Linked DNA regions of Homo sapiens: region 2 is linked to region 1. The links are chromatin contacts, found by Hi-C or POLR2A ChIA-PET in ENCODE. All regions are on one chromosome and are shown on one strand. The core of a region is the stretch at or near the end of the contact, and the rest is flanking DNA. Distances in the headings are between cores, read along the strand shown. Region 1 holds the start of PNISR (PNN interacting serine and arginine rich protein). Region 2 overlaps USP45 (ubiquitin specific peptidase 45).

Region 1 (4,779 bases), core at 516-3,015:
GTTTTTATTTATTTTATTCTTTTGAGACAGAGACTCACTCTGTTGCCCAGGCTGGAGTGCAGTGGAGGGATCTCGGCTCACTGCGACCTCTGACCCTGAGTTCAAGCAATTCTCCTGCCTCAGCCCCCCTAGTAGCTAGGATTACAGGCGCCTGCCACCACGCCCAGGTAATTTTTGTATTTTTAGTAGAGACGGGGTTTCACCATGTTGGCCAGGCTGGTCTTGAACTCCTGACCTCAAGTGATCTGCCCGCCTCGGCCTCCCAAAGTGCTGGGATTACAGGCGGGAGCCACCAAGCCCGGCCCATACAGTGATTTTTTAAAATCAGACTGTCCAGTAGTCTTATTTGTGCTAAGTGGAAATTAGGGAAAGGGTCAGAGAAATAGGGATTTCCTTTTGCCTTCAGTAGTATCCTCATGAACCTGCGTCATGGTGTTGTTAGGTGTAATTAATGAAGGTTTCTCACAAGATAAAATGTTATTTTGAGGACCACGTCCGTGGATTGGAGGAAAGGCAGATGGTTAGCTAGTGACGACTTTATTATAATGCTAATTCAGGAGTATCTGGGTCTCTAGTGCTGAGGAAAACTGAATTTTCATGCAAAGGGCATCTATATTTTCACATCTGTATCTTTATCCATCTAGCTGTGCTCTTACTATTTTGTTTCTACGGTAATTTGCTATTTCTTTTGCACGACAATTGCCCAATGAAATAATTCAGATACTTCGTGCACTTTGTCACGCAGAAGTTTTCATGTTACTCTCTGGAAAGGCACTTCCCAAGATGTAGCTAATAAACACTGTATCTTTGGAACATTTTTGTTTTCCTTTTAACTTGTAGCTCCTAGCCTGGAAATTGATACTTTTGACACTTGAACGTTGTTCATATAAAAACACTGTGAAATCAACATACTGTCTTTGAGGAATGGCATTGCATGCGTCCTTTTGAGAAGCCATCTTGTAGTTGAAGGAAAGCAGCAGGACGGAAACCAGACTTCCCCCCCACGGTTCCCTAAAAGTCACGGATAAAGAATGAAAAACCGGGACTAGTTAAGCCAAGGAGAGAAGAGCAAGTGTTCCCGGAAGGGGGCGCGATGTGTTGAGGTTAACAAAGAGAAAGACAGCTGCGGGGTCAGCTAAGGTCTCCGCTTTCGCTACCGACCCAGACTGCTCACCTTCACAAACTCACGTTTTCCTCAAGCGGCACCCTCGGCAGCGCTCAAGTGAGAGTATTCCATCCTTGGAATACTCCGAGAAGGTTCGAGCCAGAAGTTGGATTGCCTGAAATGCCGCTTCCAGCGCACTAAGTAACTTGAACTGCGCTAAGCAACTGGCCAGAATTGGTTTGGTTTGGTTTGACCCTGGGGTTCCTCCGTAGTCTGTAAGTGGAGTTGCGAACTCAACCCCTTCTCCAAGGCGGGAGTGTTTCTAGGAGGGAACATACTTCCCCTTAAAGGAAGATCACGTTGCTAAAGTAAAAAATTTGAAGGCGCCCTATGTGTAGAACACTTACGTTCTTGGCTTTCTGGCCACTATAAAGATGGGTCGGGAATGGCGCCAGCTACGTTAAAAAGTAACGTGCAGGAATGGTTCAGTTGCCCGGTGTTGACCAGAGTAGAGATGGTTTTGCCCACAAAAAAAATGGCGCCGAAACATGTCAATCCGCACAATCACGTGTTCACAAACCTGGATGAGAGATGGTATGGCTTCAGATGACAAACGGATGTTATTATTCTTTACTTCCGGGTGAGACAAATCGGGCGCCATCTTGTCTTGTTCCCGAAGAAGTAGAAGCATCGAAAGCGTTGGAGAGGTGTTACCGGAACGGCGGCGACAAGGGTGTTCCCGAACTAGAGTGGGTAAGTGATGGAGAACAATTATACGTGGGCACTTGCCGGACCATTACAACGTTCTTGGTTTCTGTGGCGAAGGTAGCATAACTTAAAATAGGCTGCGTACGCTGCTTGGCGCGACCGCTGGAACCTCATTCCTTTAAAGCGCTGCGGTCCGCCAGACTTGGTAAATCAGAGCGCTGCTTTCGCTGAAAAGGAAATGTCCTTGTTAAAGAGAGTGCTCACGGTCCCATCTTCTCACAGAGTTTCCTCTCGGACGAGAAGGGACTAATTGTTGGGTTCCTGACCGGCCGTTAAACACTGCGCGTGCGCAGTGGGAACCCCCTTGTGGGAAGGGGGTTCATGGGGGCGGAGGAGGCGGGGGCTCGCGACCTGGAGCTTATACCCTTTGAGGCTCTGACTACGCAGGCGCAGTTCCTTAGTTTGTGTTTTTCGTGTGTTCTTACCCAATGATGGATATTATGTGTTAAGCTTCGCTAAAGGTAGTATCCAATATTTCAGTTTTTTACCCTGTGGTGGATAGTATCGTCATCTGAACAAATTGAGCATTAGACAAATTTGTTTGTGGGTTGTTAAATTAACATTCTAGCTTAAGATTTTAATTCAACATTAATCTTTTACATCTTTTTACTTCCCCCTGCCCCCAAGTAAAACAAAATAAACTTAGAATTCCTCATTTGAGTGCAGCAGGGCGAAAACAACAGCAACCAGACTACTAAAGATTTTACTTGTGGAATTTTTTTGTAAAGTGGCAAAGGGCTTATAGAGAAAACAGTTCTTTAAAGATGTTCTTGAGAGTTTTTTTTTTTAACTTACTAATAGACTTTATGTTTTAGAACAGTTTTTGTTTACGTTGAGCACATACGACGTCCCCACTACACACACAGTTTATCTTCTTATTAATAGATGTTAGTATGGTACATTTGTTGCAACTAATGAACCAATAATGATAAATTATTAACTAAGGTCCATAGTTTATTCCTACTTCCTCACATTTTACCTAAAGTCCTTTTTCTGTTCCAGGATGCCAGCTAGGATATCACATTACATTTAGTTGTTGTATATTCTTAGGCTGTATATTCTTGGCTGTGACAGTTTCTCAGGCTTAACTAGTTTTTGATGACTGTTAAGGGCTGACTTGTGCCCCTCTAAAATTCGTATCTTGAAGTCCTAACCTCAGTACCCCAGAACGTGACTGTATTTGGAGAGAGGGTCTTTAAAGAAGATGAGGTCACTAGGGTGGACCTTAGCCCAATATATTAATAACTGCTGTCCTTATAAGAAGAGAGTAGGATACAGAGGGATGATCATGTGAAGACATAGGGAGAAGACAACCATCCACAAGCCAAGGAGAGAGGCCTTAGAATGAAATCAACCCCATAGAGCTTACACTATACGCCTCCAGAACAGTGAGGAAATAAATTTCTGTTGCTTAAGCCACCCAGTCTTTGGTACTTTGTTATGGCAAGCATACCAAACTAATACAGTGACCTTGACATTTTTTGAGGAGTATGGTCAGGTATATTGTAGGGTGCCCTGCTATTGGAATTTGCCAGACGATTTTCTCATGATTAAAATGGCCTTACGGACTATATCAGGGGAAGATCACAGAGGTAAGATGCCCTTTTCAACACATGCTATCAAGGATACATACTATCAAGGTGACTTATCACATTATTACTGACCTTGATCATCCTTCTGGAGTAGCGTTTGTTAGATTTATCCACTGTAAAGTTACTTCCCCCACCCCTTTTTATACTGTTCTCTTTGGAAGGAAGTCACTTTGCAGAGCCCACGCTTACTGAATGGACAGTTGTGCTCTTCCTCAGTTAGGGTGGAATATTTACATAATTTATTTGGAATTCTCTGTGGGAGATTTGTGTCTTCCCTCACATTTATTTGTTAGTTTATTTTATCATATCCTTATGGGCTTGTGGATGTTTATTACATAACTTATATTATAATCCAGTACTTCTTTATTTTGTTGCTCAAATTGTACCAGCTTTGGCCATTGGCAGCTCTTCGAGTTGTCTACTGTTCTCCTTTGACATGTTCCTATCAATTTTTTTTTTTTTAGCACTTTATTGCTTCCTGGCAGTATACATGCCCCAGACTCATCTTTTATATTTCCTGTCGCAGTCCTAGAGTCAGCTATTTCTTTAAAGATCTCTGATTCCTTTTATTGAAGAATGGTATTAAAACCAAGTTCTCGTGCCTAGGTGTGCTTGTTGCTACTAGGGTGTCATTTTGGGCGCTCTCGCTACATTTATTTTTAAATTATTATTGGGGGGGTATTTATAACCGACTCTCCAATTCTCCAGTTTTTTTTTTTTTTTTTTTTTTTGAGACAGAGTGTCACTCTGTTTCCCAGACCGGAGTGCAGTGGTGGCACAATCTTGGCTCATTGCAACCCCTGCCTCCCGGGTTCAAGTGATTCTCCTGCCTCAGCCTGCTAAGTAGCTGGGACTACAGGTATATGCCACCATGCCCAGCTAATTTCTGTATTTTCAGTAGAGTGGAGGTTTCGCCATGTTGGCCAGGCTGGTCTCGAATTCCTGGCCTCAAGTGATGAACCCACCTTGGCCTGCCAAAGTGCTGGGTTTACAGGCATGAGCCGCCATGCTTGTCCTCCACTTTTAAAATAGTCTTTTGAGCTACAAGCTGCAAGTATTTCAGTATATACTAAAATGCATGTCACATAAAGTAGCAAAATTTCTGTTTTCCGTATTTCGAATGATTACAAGATTAATTTTTACCAGTGCCATTTCCACCTAATCTGAATTAAACAAATAAATTCTTTTTTGACTTTGAGGTCAGTCAACTCATGTAAGACTGAAATGTCAGGGGTGAAGAGGATTGTTGTATTTTCTGGCTTCTCAGCTTTGTGGTTGATTTGAGAAATATTTCATCCTATGCATCAAATGATA
Region 2 (4,997 bases), core at 1,073-3,572, 60 kb before region 1:
ACACCCTCCTTCAGCCAAAATGAGAAATGAAGGAATGCTACTTTACTAGTTAGAGATTTATCCTCATTTTAGTCTCCCCCACCAACTGCCACAATATGTAAGATTTATTGAGATGTCCCATGATAGAATTAGCCTCGCTTTCTGAGGGCATTCACTCTAGAGTAAACCTCTGCTTCCTGAAACCCACCTTCAGGTTATTCAACCAGAGCCTAAATCCTGGGTAGGTTCTTTACAGCACTCTCTTACTAGGACACCCTGTGGTTCCCCATGCTGCGTGATCTCCCTCACTGCCACAAGTAATAAACCCACCTAGTTCAACGATAGGTGTGTTTCTGATGGACTTTGGCTGGGAGGTGTTGATACTAGTAAGGATAATTTTAGTGAGAAATTGATCAGCCTGTGTGTGTGTGTTTGTGTGTGTGTGTAAGTGTGTAAGTCAGAGTATATGTATAGCTCATGATCTGACTTTTGAAAACAATTAAAGAGTTCTAAAAATGCTTAGCCCTCTAAACATGCTTAGTAATCTTAGATTGTTTTTCCCAGTAGGCACTTTTGAAAGACAGTATTGTTTTATATATATATCTTTGAAAGACAGTATTATTATATATATAACATACTGTTATATATATATAATAACCTCCTTTTTATATATATATTTACATGTAAATGTTTACCATATATATATGTATATATAGTCGAAAAGCAGCCTGTAAACATTTGTTCAGCCCCTTAAAAATTTAATGATAGATTCCAATGCCCTATTCTAAATAAAGTGTAGTGAGATCCTTAAAACTACTAAAGGGAAGTTATTGCCTAGTCATTTAAAAAGACCTGTTAAATGTGATTTCCTGTTAAATGCGATTGGATGTTGAGTTTAAATATTTGACATGCAGAGCTGTGTTTCAGGATTACTATATGGCAATTAGATACTGTAGTTAATAACTTTAGGTTTGTATCATTCTAACAGGGTAATTTTGAATCTTATATCTTAGGTTTTTAGGGCATAAAGTTGACCTGAGCTGTGGCACTGTTCTTTGAGTTGGTTACTGCCCTTTGAATCACCAGTTTATCTTTGTCTTTTGTCTATATACCGTTTATTTTTTTATTTTTATTTTTTTACCTTATTGTGCTGGCTCAGAGCTCCAGTAACATGTTGAATAGAGATGATGGGAGCAGTCAGCCTTGCCTTAATCCCAAAATTAGGGGAACAAACATTCAGCCTTCTCCCATTATTACATACGAAGGTACGATTTTCAGAGGTGTTCTTTGTAAGCTTGAGGACATTCCTTTCTATTGCTAGTTTTCTGAAAGTTTTATCGGAATGGATGTTGAATTTTGTCAAATGCTTTTCCCACATCTATTGAGATGATCATATGGTTTTTCTTCTTTATTCTGTTAATGTGGTGAATTACACTGATTCCTTTTTCAAGTGTTAAACCTATCCTGTATTCTTGTTACAAACCCCAGTTATGATATGCTTATATGCTGCTGGATTCAATTTAATATTTATGCGCATATCAACAGTGTGTGTGGAAAACTTTTTATTTAATGAAAATATTCTTTAAAATGTATATTATGAGTGTATAACTTGATGAATTTTCACAGCTAACACACTTGTGTAACTAACACCTTGCTCAAGTAACATTACCAGCATCTGGAAGGCCCCTTCAACTCCCCCCCACATTCACTACTTCCCTAACCCACATGAGTAACCACTAACCTGGTTTCTAACAGGATAGATTAGTTTTGCCTGTTTTAATACTGCATATAAATGGAATCTTACTATATACATTATTTTGCATTTGGCTTCTTTCTGTCAACATTATGTGTGAAATTCATCCTTCTTGCGTTTTCAGCAAACTTTTGTTTTCAAAGTTTAAGTGTATTTTTTATTTTTATTTTATTTATTTTTTGAGATGGAGTCTTGCTCTGTCACCCAGTCTGGAATGCAGTGGCACGATCTCGGCTCACTGCAACCTCTGCCTCGTAGGTTCAAGCAGTTCTCTTGCCTCAGCTTCCTGAATAGCTGGGACTGTAGATGCGTGCCACCACACCCAGCTAATTTTTTTTTTTTTTTTTTTTGTATTTTTAGTGGAGACAGGGTTTTGCCATGTTAGCCAGGCTGGTCTCAAACTCCTGACCTCAAGTGATCCACCTGCCTCGGCCTCCCAAAATGCTAGGATTACAGGCGTGAGCCACTGCGCCAGGTCTAAATGTACTTTTTAAAACTAAGGTTATTTCCTCATCTCATTCTGAAGGTTTTTTATTCTGTCTAAAAAATATTTTCATTGAGAAAAGGGAAGTGCAACTTGGTACTTGAAGTTTAAAATTACCTTAGATTTTACTTTTGACCCTTGAGGTAACTTTCAGTTAACATGGCAGAAAACACTTTAAAAAAAAATAGACTTTATTTTTTAGAGCAGTTTTAAGTTTACAGCAGAAGAGAAAACACTTTTTTTTTTTTTTTTGGAGACAGTCTCATTCTGTCACTCACACTGGGGTGCAGTGGTGCCATCATGGCTCATTGCAGCCTGGGCTTAAGGGATCCTCCCACTTCAGCCTCCTGAGTAGCTCGGACTGCAGGCACGTGCCACTACACTTGGCTAATTTTTAAATTTTTTTTGCAGAGACGGAGTCTCCCTATGTTGCCCAAGCGGGCCTTCCACTCTGGGCTCAAGTGATCCTTCCACCTTGGCCTCCCAAAGTGTGGAGGTTACAGATGTGAGTCATGGCATCCAGCCCAGAAAAGCACTTTTGACATTCAAAAGCTATGGAAGGCCGAGCACCATGGCTCATTCCTGTAATCCCCTAGCACTTTGGGAGGCCGGAGTGGGAGGATCACTTGAAGCCAGGAGTTTAAGACCAGCCTGGGCAACAAAGTGAGACCCCCCCTCTACCCCCGTCTCTACAAAAATTTTAAAAATCAACTGGATATGCTGGCATTCATCTGTAGTCCCAGCTGCTCAGGAGGTGGAAGCAGGAGGATCACTTGGGTCCAAGAGTTTGAAGTTACAGTGAGCTGACCGCACCACTGCACTCCAGCCTGGGTGACAGAGTGAGACTTCGTCTAAAAAAAAAAAAAGAAAAAACACAAAAGTCTGTCTTGAGTCCTCTGTAATTTTGACTGGGTGTGGTGGCTCATGCCTGCGATCCCAGCTACTTGGGAGGCTGAGGCGGGAGGATTGCTTGAGCCTTAGGAGTTCAAGACCAGCCTGGGCAACCCTGTCTCTTTAAAAAAAAAAAAAAAAAAAAACTATGGAAAATTATAGCCTGTCCTTTCTGTGATTATAGTGGATTTTTAAGGATAGTTGTTATAAAATACATATGTAACAGTTATTTCATGAATATAGGAATAGGACAATATATTCAATAGTTATCTTGGAAGATAACATTCTTTTTTTTTTTTTTTTTTTGAGACGGAGTCTCGCTCTGTCGCCCAGGCCGGACTGCGGACTGCAGTGGCGCAATCTCGGCTCACTGCAAGCTCCACTTCCCGGGTTCACGCCATTCTCCTGCCTCAGCCTCCCGAGTAGCTGGGACTACAGGCGCCCGCCACCGCGCCTGGCTAATTTTTTGTATTTTTAGTAGAGACAGGGTTTCACCTTGTTAGCCAGGATGGTCTCGATCTCCTGACCTCATGATCCACCCGCCTCGGCCTCCCAAAGTGCTGGGATTACAGGCGTGAGCCACCGCGCCCGGCCGGAAGATAACATTCTTTAATGTCCCAAGTTTATATTTGGGATCTGCTTTCTATTCCTTGTCCTTTAGGAGAAAGTGTTATTGGTGGGGATAGTACTTTAGAAACCAGATTTCGAGGGGAAAAAAATTCTAGAATTAAATGGGTTAATCCTTCACCCAATGTTAGCTGCTTTTGTCAAGCTTTATGTCTCTCCCCTTTAAAAGAGGGAGATGTTATGCTGATTTTGTTACATGATTCCACATTATTACTTTACTAGTAAAATATTTGGGGAAAAGAAAGGTGTATAATCCTACATTATACACAAATAATCATACATTATTTACTAGCAAATAATGTATGATTATTCGTGGAGTGGTACAAACATTAAGTAGATTAGTGATTTTATTTATAGGAGAGTGCATTAAAGGACAGTGACAAGCAACTAAAGATTGGTGATATCATTTGATCTAATAGTTTTATTAAGCAAAGGGCAGAGGATATGAAAATACCTGTGTTTTTCAAGGCAGGTATTCTGTTTTCCATTTTTATATATTTTATTTATGAAATAATAAAGTTTCTTAATACAATTGAGGCAATTTAGTTGGTGTTATTTAAGCAGAGTGTAACTCACAGATTTTTAATATGTTATTTTTAAATTGTACATTTCTGACATAGAGTTGATCATGTTTTTAAAGGACCCATTGGTGGTGGAACTTTCAAGGCCTGGACCACTGACCTCAGCCTTGTTCCTGTTTCTTCACAGCATGAAGGAGACTGAAAAAGGACCACTTTCTCCTAAAGTTCTTTTTAATCAGCTTTGTCAGAAGTGGGTGCATCTACATTTAATATAAATAATTATGAGTTACAAAATACTAATGTATTCATCATTTAACATGAATAGTCGTTTTTACTGTAACTTTGCTCTTATTGCCCTGACTATGAAGAGAACTAAAATTTGTTACAGCTCTATGCTTTATGAAAATTATATCTCAGTCCTCAGAAGAAGCAGCTTATCCTCATATATAAGGAAATGGAGACACAGAAATTAAATGGCTCACCTAGTCTGAGTGAAAAGCTGAGAATCAAATGGAGATCTGTCCTGACTTGGATGCCTATGTTGTAATACCATAAAGTGAGAAAACCATAGAGTTGTAAAATCTAGAAAGTACCGTAAGATAACATCTAATCTAGCTTTCTTATTTTAAAAGATGAGCTGTGAGGCAAATAGAGTTTAAGTGAATTTCTCAAGGTATTACAGTATGTTTAAAAACCAAATCCTTATGTGCCTGGAAATAAACACATAAAGGATCTGACTTGA

Evidence for each region. Hi-C counts contacts between places; a loop is a spot of excess contacts on that map. ChIA-PET counts read pairs that join two places held with the same protein, here RNA polymerase II (POLR2A). Pooled maps may share reads with other maps.
Region 2: a map of B cell shows a loop between it and region 1 (7-fold over the local background). The contact joins the enhancer-like site here to the promoter of PNISR in region 1. A Hi-C loop is called at or near these places in 1 of 168 maps with a recorded cell type or tissue (B cell), 13 of 37 single-sample maps with no recorded cell type and 7 of 50 pooled maps. POLR2A ChIA-PET finds 5 or more read pairs at or near these places in 3 of 52 experiments (GM12878, OCI-LY7 and activated B cell).

The regions. Positions count from the first base shown.
Region 1 is chr6:99,422,294-99,427,072 of GRCh38, reverse strand. It overlaps PNISR (PNN interacting serine and arginine rich protein), which reads left to right and starts at 1,765. Exons shown (of 12, transcript NM_032870.4): 1 at 1,765-1,858. It overlaps PNISR-AS1 (PNISR antisense RNA 1), which reads right to left and starts at 2,202. Exons shown (of 3, transcript NR_125843.1): 1 at 1,959-2,202; 2 at 1,686-1,849. RefSeq lists enhancers at 964-1,013, 906-1,200, 1,084-1,303, 903-1,423, 1,424-1,943 and 3 more and a silencer at 2,107-2,287.
Region 2 is chr6:99,482,261-99,487,257 of GRCh38, reverse strand. USP45 (ubiquitin specific peptidase 45) reads left to right here. Exons shown (of 18, transcript NM_001346022.3): 8 at 4,375-4,505. Among named protein-coding and RNA genes, the nearest start is that of USP45, 31 kb to the left of the region's middle. RefSeq lists a silencer at 1,934-2,073. Within about 2 kb of position 2,322, at least 3 of the 41 ENCODE cell types and tissues checked have a DNase peak (open chromatin) inside an H3K27ac peak, as active enhancers do; they include B cell, GM12878 and OCI-LY7, where a contact is called at or near this core.